Regions from separate parts of the Mus musculus genome. Here regions 2 and 3 are each linked to region 1. Evidence: chromatin loops called from intact Hi-C (ENCODE). Cell type or tissue: left cerebral cortex. All regions are shown on one strand. Each heading gives the region's core, and the rest is flanking DNA. Links, peaks and the distances in the headings are about the cores only.

Region 1 (5,324 bases), core at 1,407-3,906:
GCATGTGGTACTTACAGGTTCATCTTCTTCATTTTAGGGTATTATATTTTTTTAAAAAATATTTATTTATTATACCTAAGTACACTGTAGCTAATTACAGGTGGTTGTGAGCCACCGTGTGGTTGCTGGGATTTGAACACAGGACTTTCGGACGAGCAGTCAGTGCTCTTACCCACTGAGCCATCTCCCCAGCCCCGGTATTATATTTTTTAAAATTGAAAATTCACCATCTCCTCCCAGTTTTTATTTGGAATAATAACTGGTTCCTGCAGCTTTGCAACCCTGACTGGGCTCTTGCCTTTGTCACTTGTGAGATGCTTGCCCTTTGCCGGGCTGGGCTGTTTGGTTGACAAAACCTGAGGTTTGCGTAGCTCCTGTCACCCAGCAGGCAGCTTACAAATGGTTAGTTCTGAGCCCGAAGAGCCGCTAAAGATGGGACCCAGAGCCTCCTCTGTGCTAGGCTAGCTCTCTTGTAAGACCAGCAGCAGCTCCAGCCCCCTGAAAAGGTATTTAATAAGACAGTCATGAAAACATTTAGTGGCAGACTCACAATGTCACTCCCCAACCTGGAGGCTGTTAGCTGTGTTCAGCCAGGTGGAACTGATCCATCAGCAAGCCACGGGAGACAGGGCTCCAGCAAGCAGCAGCTGGCCCGTGGACACCCTGTTAAAGCAGACATGGAGAGAAGCGACCACTCTGCCATCACTGGGTGGCAGCTTCATAGGGAAGGCAGGTGTTGATTGGTGTATGAGTGACACACATCACAGAAGCCATGATGGCAGCAGAGGGAGCAGCCACTAGGATGGGGAGGGGGAGGGTGCCAGAGAGGGCTGTCTCAGCAGAAAGGTACAAATGCTGGAGTCTGCTTGAAGAGCAGAATAAGGCAAGACCTGGGTAGAGGAGGGTGCGGTGCAGGTGGACTGGCTTGCCGGCCGACCTCTAGGAAAGCATGAGGTATCTTGAGTCTGAACTGTTTGGGGAAAGCAGATAGGCTGAAACAGAAAGACTGGTATCTGAGGAGAATGAGGCAGAGTAATTGCAGACAGCCACTAAACCTCAGTCAGCTGGGCTCTGAGAGGCAAAAGGCGGACAACAAACGTCCTGTGGGCGGGTGAGACCTCTGTTGGGCTGGATAAGGGTGAGATGCAGTAGCGGGTAGGCCGCCATGTGGGGAGGGTAGAGGGCAGCAGGGACTTGAGATAATCCCACCAGAACACGCAGGAAGCGTGCTCATAGCCAGACACCCATCCCCACCTCCAATAGTTGCCATGCTCACCTTAGAGGTTTTTTTTTTTTTGGAGGACGATAACTTAATAGTTAACCAGAGGCTGGCATGATGGCTCTGGCTATGAGCACATATTGCCTGCTCTTGCCGAGGACCAGAGTTCCACCCCCAGCACCCATCAGACGGCTTACAAGTGCCTGGAGCTCGAGCTCCTTGACCTCTCTGAGTCTTGCTTGCTGTAGAGCCCCGTGCTGCCCTCAGGCTGGTCTGTGGGCCTGGCTCCCCAAGTCAGTCACCAGAGTGAGGCTGCCTCAGAGTACCTGAACTGTCAGTCGTCAGCTCAACCACAGAGGAAGAGACAAACACAGAATTACGCCCCTAAAGAAAGACTCCACCAGTATTGCTGGCCATTTCATGTGGGGAAGTGCACCTATGCCTTCAAAGTGGGGGAGCACTGGGAGCCAGCTGCACCCTGTGTCCTGAGGGGAGGCCCCCAAGTTCTGCTCTCTGTTGGTTTCCAGGAGAGGCAAAAACCGGGTCCTTTGATATGGAAACTTCAGTTACCTGGGAAATGGCACAAGAGGAGATAGATGTCTGTCTCTAGTCATGCTGAAGTTAACTGTTTGACTTGGTTCTATCCAGGGTTCAACAATGGGCCAAGCCGTGTGTGTGTGTGTGTGTGTGTGTGTGTGTGTCTTGGATAGTCTGTTCTCTCCTCCCCGTTATGGGTCCCAAGAATTGAGCTTAGTTAGGCTAGTGACAAGCACCTTTAGCTGTTGAGCCATCTCGCCTGCCCTGAAGCTGTGTTTTTTAGGGATGCTAAGGCTATAGTCCTTGTAGAGGACTGGAGGGAGGGATGCCCCATGCCAGGCATACACAAACTTAGTGAAATGTGCACTGACTGAGACCCTGGGCATCGAAGGGCTTGCTTCACAGGGCAAGGACCCATGATGAGGGAAAAAGACCACCTGAGTGTCTGAGGTGGGCTGCTAGGGCCTCACTGGCCTGGAGCATGGAGAGACAGCAGGGGTCATGCTGGTGTAGGTTTGCCAAAGGTCAGTGAGGGCAATACACAGGGCAAGGGTACTTCAAGGGCAAGAGGGTGGCACCTTAATTGTAATCCATGCTTCTGAGTGAAGAGTGCTAGGCCTCTCAGGTAGACTGGAAAGGTCCAGGGAAGCCTTGAATTATTTGTAGCTGGGAGGCTGGATTTAGGTTAGATGGTCCTGTGTCCTTCCACAGCTCTGCAGTGGGCTACTGCTGTTATCAGGCCCAGGCGGTTCAGGAGACAGCTTTGAACACAGAAGAGGCTCCAAGCAGACCGGAAAGGTCTGGGGAGTGGAGTCTGTTGGGCTTAGCTGGTGCTAGAGTAGTGGGTGGCTGCCAGGCTTCCCAGCCCTGCTCCTCTTCTACAGACCTGTGGGCCCTCACTCTCTGCAGTTACTGAAGTCCGCTTTGCAGATTAAAGGGAGGAGATCTGGACTTACTGCAACCTGCTATCTATTCACAGTGGGGCCCTGTAGTTTGGATCAGCTCTGCTATCATCTTGCTCGGCGTCAGGCAAACACTAGAGGGCAGCAATGCTCTGTGGCAATTGTGGCCCTGCCTGCGGCACAGGGCGGTTACCAGCCTTTGAATTCTGCCGGAGGAGGAAGGCACTTTGCGGTCCTTGTCTCATCCTGATGTTTGTCTGCTAGTTGACAAGGCAGCAAAATAATGAGTTCTGGTGGGATTTTATAATCACAGTAAAGAGAAGGGCCTGGAGTTTTTCTGAAATAGAACAAGCTTTTGGTTCTTAATCAAGTGTGATCCATTGTGGAGCTGATGGTAACGAAGGACTTCGGCGGCAAATGGCGGACATTTGGGAAGGAATGGAGATGTGACTAGTGCAAGTTCCATCTGTCTTTCAGAATCCCTGCATGAGCTGGTGGTGCCACACACTTTGAATCCCAGCACTCAGGAGGCAGAGGCAGGCAGATTTCTTGAGTTTCAGGCCAGCCTGGTCTACAAAGGGAGTCCAGGACAGTCAGGGATATTACACAGAGAAACTCTGTCTCAAAAATCCAAAACCTCAGAACTGGAGGATAAAACTGTCTTTATCGGTGCTCTGCAAAATAGATGCAGAGTCCCTCTTCCCTGTGCAGGCACAGGGTGACCTGCGTGTGTTGGCTGGTTTAGGCGAGTGATTTCTGGTAATTATCTGGCACTCCCAAATGGCAACAAATAGCTGGCTGTGTACAGATCTGTGCAATGGTCATGAGGGTTTCACAGGCAAATGACAAGGTTCATATGAGAACAGAGGGGCTGGGACTTGAGTCATCATTTTCCCCTGTTTGTGAATAGAGGAGCCATGCAGCACCCTCTCAGCTTGTCTTCTGTGGAGAGCAAGCAGCCACCTCTCTCCTTTACTTAGTGCCGCTGCACACCGTCTGGGAACAGCAGGGTGGCAAGGAGGCTGCAAACCTCACTGGCATCCATTCACAGACTTCTTGAAGTAGGAATCTGTTCCTTGAGATTCTGTGGTCTAAATGTAGCCACCCCTATCTGCAGAGGGAGGTTAGGAAAAGGAACAATGATTCAGGCACCAAAGAAGATGGTGGCTTAGAGGTGAGGGGTCCCTGGGACACGTGTTCATGCACCCTTTGTGTTCCTTCCCTTCCCTTCCCTTGCCTCTGGGATGGGCAGGAGTGACTCTAGGCAAAGTGTTTCTGTCTGCCTGCCTGCTAGCCTGCTCCTGAAGTCCAGTGAGCTGCAGACAGTCATGGTCCACACTGGCCGGCGCTGAGGAGGGGAAACCGGCTGATAAACAAAAGACATGGAGGCAAACAATTCCCAAGTGAGTCAGATCTACAGAAACAAAGACCACGCTCCCATTGGATACCTTCTGCGGAGGAGCAGCTCGGGAGGCCTTCATCCCAGGAGCATAAGCACTGTTGCAATGTAGAGCAAGGTGCAACAAAGAAAGATGCACAGGCTGCGATGACTGTCTCCCCTGTAGCTGGCTGGTGGGGCTTGTGGCGGCTCCATCTGGTGCTGAGCAGACCCTGAGAAAGGTCTCGTCAGTTCCTTTCCTCACCACTTGCAGCCAGTTTTAAAGACAGGGAAACTGAGGGGTGAGACCCAGCTCAGCTCACAAAGTCTCCCATTGTTCTTTCAGTCCCCCTCGCTCCCTCGCTTGTGTGATTCCAAAAGCCCAACCCGGTGGCAGCTCCCCTCCCCCACCCTAGGCTGCCTGAGGGACTGAATACATTTTTGTTTTCAACAGAAAATGGCAGGTGACCTTACGAGAAAGTGCTACTGAGGAAGTGTCTGGAAAACTAGACCAGCTTCTGAGGGTCGCAGCGTGGCCCCGTCCTCCGCCTCCTCACATCTCTAAGTTCCAGAACAATTGGTGCCCTTTAAAACATTCTCCTTTATGAGACTTTAGAGGGGACTTTCAACCTCTTTGTCTTTGGTTAATTTTCTTTGCAAAGCCATTCAGATTTTATGCAGGCTACTCTGTTCAGATGCAAGAACAGCCTCCTCCTCCTCGGATTTCTTTTTTGATGGGTTTCCTTAATGAAGCTGTTGCTAAGGAAACCCTGCAAGAGCCTGGTAGGCACCAGAGTGACTGCATCCCTAGTGCTCCTGTCAGGTTGAGCTCAGAGTCAGAAGGGTGGGAGAGTGGGGAAGGGTGTCATCTGGGGAAGGGGCTGAGGTAATGCTGTGACAGGTCAAAGCTGGCCAACTGGCCAATGGCTTCCAGGGCCAGTCAGTCCGTGGGGGAACTGTGGGGGAACCGTGGGGGGATCCACAGCTCTTACAAGGAAACCATTGAATGGGGGGGGGTGGAGAAGGAAGGTCACCTGCTAGATTCCTTTCTGGAATTGAGAGGAGAGAGAGAGAGAACTGAGAAATTTCTGGTCTAACAGGATTCTGGTGTGTGGCTTGACTAAGAGTCCAGGAGAGTGGAAGTCTGTGAGGACAGTGAGGGGGGCTCAGTCATTCCAGAGCCAGGGGTCTGCAGAGACCCCTTGGGGGCCAGCTCTGCTCTACCCCCTCCCCTCCCCCTCCCAACTTGGAAAGGCACTGCCCATTGAGCTGAGTTTCAAATCTCCAC
Region 2 (3,912 bases), core at 1,413-3,912, 1.1 Mb after region 1:
TCCCAGCTGCACACTGAATTAACTTGATTGCTCTGTTAATTCATTCAGGCAATTTTCATATGTCTTCAAATTCCGTTCAACTTCATAAGCGTACCACGGTTGCAATTACTGTGGTAGAGATGATTATTTGCAATTTCTTTATTAATAGTAATTAGATTAATTGGCTACTTACATATCATCATTGTAACTACTAATTGCATCCGATCGCTGTTTAGTCACTATATAGGGATTAAATGTTACTTCATTAATAATTAGTAGGCTGATTATTTAACTAATATGGAGAGTAATTACTTTGTTTTCATTAATGGTAATACAAGCAGGCAGGCATTTTGTCAACATTTATATCTATTGGCTAATGTGTTACTTGTTAATAGTCTGATTAATTTAGCTAGATGCTTTCATTAATGATTAAAAGAAAAAAATAGGAGTATGCATATTCTCTCTCTTTCTCTCTGTACACACACACACACAGAGAGAGAGAAAGAGAGAGAGAGAGAGAGAGAGAGAGAATGATGTATAGCCTCTATGCCATATTTGGTGTGATAAAGGTTATGAAGGTGAAATCCTTTTAGGTAGCCTGAGGCCATGTAGAATATTATCCAGGACACCCAGAGCCACAGACCTTTTGTCTTTTTGCTCTGCAGTGGTGTGGAATCGTGCATGTCAGGCAGGTGCCACACCACTGAACCATATCCTCAGCCCCAAGCCTTAAGTTCTCACATGAACCCCAGCCGGCTCGTCGCTTGGTGCAGAGAAGATGAGCTACTTGACAGCAGCATCTTGAGAAGCTGCAGACACTGAAGCATCCTGCATCTCCGTCTCCATCTTCTTTTAGTTCCGTTCCTTCCTTGAGACACTAAAATCTTTATATGTAACGAAGGAATGGTGGAGCATCCTAGTTTTCAAAGGGGTTTCTGTTGTCAGGGACAGTAGCGGGGATGGGGGGCTTCCTTGTCCCCCGAAAACCCACATTTCACTTAGGTATCCATGGAAAAATGAAAGACAAGAGGCTCCATAGAAAGTCTAACCAGAGGCAGGACAGGTGTTCATGAGGAGCTGCTGCCCTTTGTAAGCATTAGTACCAGCAAAGGCCAGCAGAGCAGGTCCCTAGGGCAGGCTAAACGCTGCTTTGCATTAACCCCACAACCCCAAACTGGACTTGCAAGATGCTCTGTGCGACTTGGAATGGATGCCCGAGGCTATGTGACACCTCCTGGTAGCAGTCTCCAGACTCTGTAACAGCTGTTTCCATCTGCGGTTGACTCTTCCTCGACGTGGCTGTTGCAGTGGGTAGCTTTAATTCCTGAGGACATCCCTAGTGCTTGGCTACTTACTGCCTCAAACTTTTGTTAACTCCCTACTGTGTGCACAGCAGAACTGGGTGCTAAATGTTTGGAGTCGGAGATATCAAGGACAGTCTAGATTCTCCTCCAGTGGCAGAATGTGTCTCCAAGAAGGCCATGTGACTGGCATCTTTAGCAGGATGGCCAGACTGGTGTTATGGGTTGGGAGGTACATTGAACCATAGTGTGGTCCATTTTAGCCTGGACCTTCCTCATTTTCAGCTTGGGGTGGAAAAGGCTGCCTCGTTTGATCAGTGTGGGCTCTAACGAGGTAGAGCTGGAAAAGTGGAATGACCCTCCCTGGCAGGTCTTCCAGGTTTCTACCTTCTTTTTTGTGTCTCCTAGGCACACGGTGCCTCCTCTCTGTTATATTTTACATAGTAACAGGGCTAGAGCTAGAGAGAAGGTGGCTGCAGATGGGTTTGGTGGCATTGAATGATCCTGTACTAGAGACATCTGTACCACTGAGCATCCATCACACCAGTCCCTGACCTTAGGCACCTGATCTGAACCTGCTAGCCAGGAGTCTAAACAGGCAGCTCTGGTCTCTGTGTGTATAACCTCCAATTCAGGTGACTCTGATGCAGGTGGACCCTTCAGGATGCATATGCCACTTTTCCACCTGGAGAAGATAGCTGCGTGACCTCTAGCAAGGTCCTTAAACTCTATTGTTTAAGACTGTTTTCTTCACTCTTAGACACTAAAGGTTTCATTTTCACTAGCTGTTCACAGAAGATCATCAACTCTAGACTGCTGTGTGCCAGGGCACCACCACCACCACCACCACCAGCAGGACAAGGAAGTTTATAGAAAGACGGGGAGGGTAAATGAGATCAGAGTAGCAGTGGGCTGGCTGGCAGGCCCGATTTCTGAAAGAAGTGTTTTAGAAAGCACTAAACATTCTAGAGCTATCCGTATGGCCAGGCATGTAAGGAGGGAAGAAAGGGAAATGTCCCCATGGCCACATGAGTACTATCTGTGTATCTGTGTAGAAAAATCCCTGTTAAGCTCCATTGGTGGGTGCTGTGGGGCTGGGTCCTCGAGTGACAGTGAGTGGCCTGGTATGTGCTTTCATGGGGAAGTCGTTCTGGTGATTTCTGCAGATCCCTCAGTATGAAGAGGTGAACAGAGTTTATCACAGGCAGCAGATGGGTACAGTGCTGAGGACGCTGGACAAGGTGGGCAGCCACCCTTGATGGAACCTTTCTCCAGCCCAGCCCTTGTCCAATAAGGAAGATAGGTTGACCTTTACCCAGGGCCTTTCCCAGCTCACTGTAGCCTCTCCAGTTACCCAGACTTAGGGGAAAACATCTCAAACAGGATAGATGCTGCTCCAAAGACACATCAGGTCTAAACGAGCTACGGGGAAACTGAACTCCAGCTGCCACTCAAAGCATTTTGTAAATGCTCTCACTTTGTGTATGAAAGTTTGACTCACACATGCCACCCAGAGGCAGTAAACGGAATAGCTCATGATCGCGACCCTTGTGCCATTCTTTGTTTCTTATCGCCCTCCAGTGGTCATAATCTGTTATTGCTCTCTGAATGCAAATGGTCCCTTCAAGTCACCTTTTGGATGACTTAGGCATTTTTCTGAATATGGCTTCCTGTCTTGGCCCAAGTTAGTTTCTCTTCGAGATGCAGAGGAAACTAGACTGTTTGATTCTTGAGGATCTGAGGGTAAGATAAGAAGAAGACCTTGATCTTGACCTTGATCACAGAGAAGACCCAAGAACCTGGGTGCCATCTCAGAGGAGGGGGCAGGTGAAGAAGAGCAGGAGAATGGGAGAGACACATCCAGAGAAGGGCACATCCAGAGGGAGACATGGGCAAGTACGTGCTTTAGTGCCTTCTATTGCTCCTAGAGTTGTGTGGGGTGGGGAAAGTTGTAAATACTTCTGCAGGAATACGAAACGCCAGGCTGGAAAAGCAAGGACGTACCCACCACCAAAACCCAGAACAGGCGCCCCTGCAGGATGTTCAGCTGCCATGCCCTTGGATGTTCTCAGATGAAAGGCCCTTGGCAGGACTGTCCCGAACCTGCAAATACTCAGAAGGAGCCCCACTCTCCCCCAGAGACCCATTATTGCATAGCGACCACCAGCCCATGGCCCACTATATGTCTCTGCCTTTGGTGGCCTCCACAGGGCATCTGGAAATCTAAGACACATGGCGGATGCATGTCCTAGTTATTCATAAGGTATATTCATAGCTCTCCACACTGGCACATCAAGGCCTGCTCTGTCCTCTTATGAAACAGTTGGCTATTGTACAATGCACAGTGCCTTCCATTCTTCTGGCCTTTATACAGCTGGTTTCTGCCTGCTGTTGTGTGCCTAGCCTGTTGGTCACTTCTGCCCTCTTCACTGTTCAGGTGACTCCTCTAAACCCTTTGCTTCAGGCTTCCAGGTCCACAGCTCACTCCCTACTCATTGCCCGGGTTCCTCTCTATTCCTTTCTTCCCTCCCCACTCCCATGATCATGGAAGCATGGGCTCTGGCTTCCTCTCATATTTACTTACCATTTTTCCCTGCCCTGTGTTAGCGTGGGAACTGAATAATTGGAATTT
Region 3 (3,912 bases), core at 1,413-3,912, 610 kb after region 1:
AGATGACAGTAATATTTTTTTTTAAAGAACATCTCATGTAATATTGAGAGATCATTAAAATTATTTGTTTGTCTGAAATTTAAATCAAGCCAGGCAGCTTTGTCGTTAGCCTGGTCATCCCACTACCAGCTGATGCCAATGAGAACCACAGTCCTAGAAGATGCTAGGGTTTGACCTAGGTGCCTTTACCTGGCCAGAGTAATCACTCTGGCTCCTACCACATTGATTAGCGATGGCTGTCAGCTATCCCTTCTCTACACAACTGTCCAGAAACAAGCAGGATCACTGTGACTCTATACCCAGTGACGATTAAGAAGGGCTGGACCTCTTGCCTTGGTGAAGCTGACACCTAGAAATCCTCCCTATCACATGTGGATAAAGTCGAGGTGTTTATGTTATGACCTTCTTCCTCCTATCTCCTCACTCCTGGAAAGAGCTCTTCAATACATCAAATGACCCAATGTCTCCCAGGAGCTGCTTCTAGGCAACATACTCCAAGGCAGATAGATGTTCTTTGCTCTATGGAGGACAGATCATTGAGGCATGTATACAAATTGGCATTTGACTGGAAAAACCCAGTGCTTTGAGATGGAAGAGATGATGAGTTTGAGAGAGATCTGAGGGCCAGGGCACTTAACTTTAGCAGTAAGTTTGGGTGAGATGCAAGAGAAATTATCAAAGAAAACTCCAGGGCTTTGCCATGGGAAATAAGCAGCTTCCTTTGGGAAGGAGCTGCTCTGACTTTTGCACATAAGTTGCAGCAGCTGCCTTGCAGTGGTCCAGGTAGATGTGTTGGGGATCAGGTGTTTACTTCACCCTGGGGCTCTAGATCAACTCAGGGGCTTTTAGCATGAAAGGAGCAATTTACAAGGCATCAGGAATCATCATCACCCTGGTTGGAGGATAAAGTGCATAGAGAGAAATCTGGGATCTCCTTGCTCCTTATCAAGACCCAAGGCTAACGAGAAACTAAAGGAGACAGGAGGAGCCAGCAGTCATACAGAGGTGTCATGGCTGAAGTCATGTTTGTAATGACAGGAAACACTTATGGAGACATCATATGCAAAGTCCATAAATGTCATTTCACACATCAGCATGTCCCCTCACTCATATGTAGCCATACAAAACAACAGACAGACACAGGCACCATCTCCAAATACTGATGACTGCAACCATGAGTATCCCCATGGGAGTGGGAGAAGGATAATAGGTTGAGTCTGAAGAGAACAGCTGAAAGAAAAGAGAAAGCTGATGGACTCTCCTGCTGAAACCCTTCTGACTGACTGATGTCCTGTGACATTGTTAGAGAGGAACCCATGTGCAACCTTTAGCCCACGGACCACACAACCGAGACTATAGCCCCACACAAATTCATAAGGTTACTGAAAACATTATGAACATTTCCTTGTCACTTGGTCATCCATTTCTGAAGCACAGACTTTATAAATAACAGTGTCCCACCAGGAAGTCAAAACATCAGACAGTTTGCTAGCTTTAATCCACTAAGTTTGAGGTAATTTCTGAGGTTCTGCTCAGTCTCTCCCCTGCAGGGGATTGGTGGGGGATGTTGAGGTAAGAGCACCAAAGGAGCCACACCTCTCTGGTCCTGGGTGGGTGCTGGGCTCTGTGCAGGGCAGAGGATAGATGGGGCCTTTTTCTTCCAAGCTGGGACTTCTACACCCGAGGTTGGGAAGCGATCTTTGTGCTGTCTAGAACCTGCATGGTCTATGCGGTGCATGATGCTTTCTTCCTTCAACAGGGAAGGATAATACATCTTCCTATTGTCTCAGGGGCCTATGTGTTTTCAGTGGACACTCACTCTTTGGTGGCTGTTTGGCTATTCCCCAGGATCACAAAAAACTGCTTCTGTATCCGGAATTGAAAAGATGAACTGCTAGTCCATGAATAATTTATCCTTGGTAAAGTGGCCAGAATGCTAATTGTCACCAGTTTCTGAGGACTAGTGTGAGAGGATGTCAACCTCATCAGCATATCCTTCCTGAATTTTCTGTATTTCCAGAACATGGCACAACAGGGCTGTGCTGAGAGTCAGCCTGTTTTCTCACTTTCTGTGAGGACATCAGCGAAGGACCTGGATGGAGGCTGGGGAGGAAGAAAGAGCCTAAACTCAGCCTTTCAAGACTATACCAGTCCTATGGATATTGGTGTCACTTGAGCCAGGTTTTGCATATGCACAGAAGGAGCTGAGTGGGGACCATGCTTCCCTGGTCTTTCCTCAATGGAGGACTAACTTTGAAGGGTGTTGCTAGTCCTTGGCTCTCTATCTTTATTTGGGGTTGGTAGTCCTTGTCAGGCATGTTCCGTTCCCTGTAATCTAACTGCTTGAATTGACAACCAAGCGTGATGGGAAGGCAGAGCCAGACTCCTGTAGGTGTGGCCTGTTCCCTAGGCCATCCTACAGGCCTGAATGAAGCTTTCTGGATGTACACTGAAGTCTCTTTCTACCTAATTTCCTCTCCTCCCTCTTTTCATAGGTGACTGGCCTGAAAGCCTGCCACACCTATGAGTGCTCCTCGCCCTCAGATTTCTCATAGACATTTTCCCCAACTAACCTTAATCATGATGAATTTCTTTTAGCATCTGCTTCCTAAAGGACCCTGACAGTCACACCCACACGTGGGAATGCACATATTTCTTCATCAGTAGACAAGCCCACGAGTTCTCACAATCTCAATACACCCACATCAGCAGCACACAGATCAAGAGAGAAACATTGCAAGCGCCAGAAAAGTCCCCCCTGCTCCTTTACAGCCTCCTCCCACAGAAGGTGACTAACCACCACCACGATCCCAACTCTTAACAGCACACTGAGGCGAAAGAAGGATGCCACAAAGATAGAAAATGAGACCACACACACACACACACACACACACACACACACACACACACATACACTTTTCAGCACCTGCAGAACAAAGCCAACAATCTAACCATTTTCCATGATAGAGTAGCTAGAACTACTGTCCTTGTAGCCACAAACTGTAAAAAAAAATTGGAAGTCCCACGATGAACTTCAAGAGCTTTCTTATCAGTGATGAATTGTGGGACTGTGAAAGGTAGCTTGGTCCCCATTTGAGCTAGGGCTTGAAGCCCAGGAAACCCTGAAGAGACGGTAGGCAATTCACCTGATTCCTGGGCACCATAACCCTGTCACTAGCCACAGCCCCCCATAGATTTGTGGCCATCAGTCATGTAAGATCAACATCCCAAGCCCCTCCACTTGTAGAAAACTCGACCTGTGGTCATGTAGAGTCAAGACAGATCTCCATTTTAATGAGGTACCAAAAGACCTAGAGGACTTAGCCAATCAGTTTTCCTTCCCAGAGACTCCTCCTTGAAAAGGATATTTAACCTCAGGCCCACCCTGAGAAATGGGGTATGGTTTTACTCATCCATTTTCAGTCATGACAATAAATGCCTTAAAACCATGGACTGCTTCTTTTCATCAGGATCTGGCATGGGGAGTCATGGAGAAGGCCTTCACCTATAGAGCTGCCGTCTAATCTCCAGTAGAAGGCCTCTCTGTGCTCCCAGCCACAGCTGCCACCAAGCACAAGCCCAAGCTTGCCACTGTCAAGCCAAGGACTATCCCTGTGGGACCAGCCGGAGCTCCCCCTTCCCCGACCCCACCCCACCACCCCTCCGCCCCGACCCCAGCCCCTGGCTAGATCCAGCCTGGGGCGGGGCATTCTGTTCCCAGCTCTTCCATGGCTTCCAGCAGTGCCTGGATGTCTGAGAGCCTGAGAACTAGATGGCCCCAGCCTCGTCGCAGACCCAGGGACCCCTGAGCCATGGCGCTCCAGCTGTCCCACAACTCAGACTGGGCTTTCCTACCCCTGCAGCCGTGTCCCAGGGCTTCCTTATGGCCCATAACCTGCCTGGCAACAGCAT

What was found. A loop is a pair of places that touch in the nucleus more often than their neighbours do. Peaks named below come from ENCODE experiments on the same cell type or tissue, not always from the same donor. Only the 100,000 strongest peaks of a DNase experiment are listed, where the experiment ranks them.
Region 2: a loop joins it to region 1, with 4 times the contacts of the local background. A loop is called at or near these places in 13 of 42 quality-filtered maps.
Region 3: a loop joins it to region 1, with 2.4 times the contacts of the local background. A loop is called at or near these places in 2 of 42 quality-filtered maps.

The regions. Positions count from the first base shown.
Region 1 is chr15:73,020,565-73,025,888 of GRCm38, reverse strand. All of the region lies in intron 6 of Trappc9 (trafficking protein particle complex 9), which reads left to right. Among named protein-coding and RNA genes, the nearest start is that of Trappc9, 38 kb to the left of the region's middle. RefSeq lists an enhancer at 2,570-5,324. In left cerebral cortex, for the core only: a CTCF peak has its summit at 2,791 (motif pointing right); DNase peaks (open chromatin) are centred at 2,812 and 3,683; H3K27ac peaks cover 1,143 bases.
Region 2 is chr15:71,916,747-71,920,658 of GRCm38, reverse strand. The region is part of intron 23 of Col22a1 (collagen, type XXII, alpha 1); the gene reads left to right. Among named protein-coding and RNA genes, the nearest start is that of Col22a1, 120 kb to the left of the region's middle. In left cerebral cortex, for the core only: a CTCF peak has its summit at 2,839 (motif pointing left); DNase peaks (open chromatin) are centred at 2,819, 3,173 and 3,589.
Region 3 is chr15:72,410,943-72,414,854 of GRCm38, reverse strand. No RefSeq gene overlaps it. Among named protein-coding and RNA genes, the nearest start is that of Gm24390, 78 kb to the left of the region's middle. In left cerebral cortex, for the core only: no CTCF peak of the experiment used is centred there; DNase peaks (open chromatin) are centred at 2,033 and 2,701.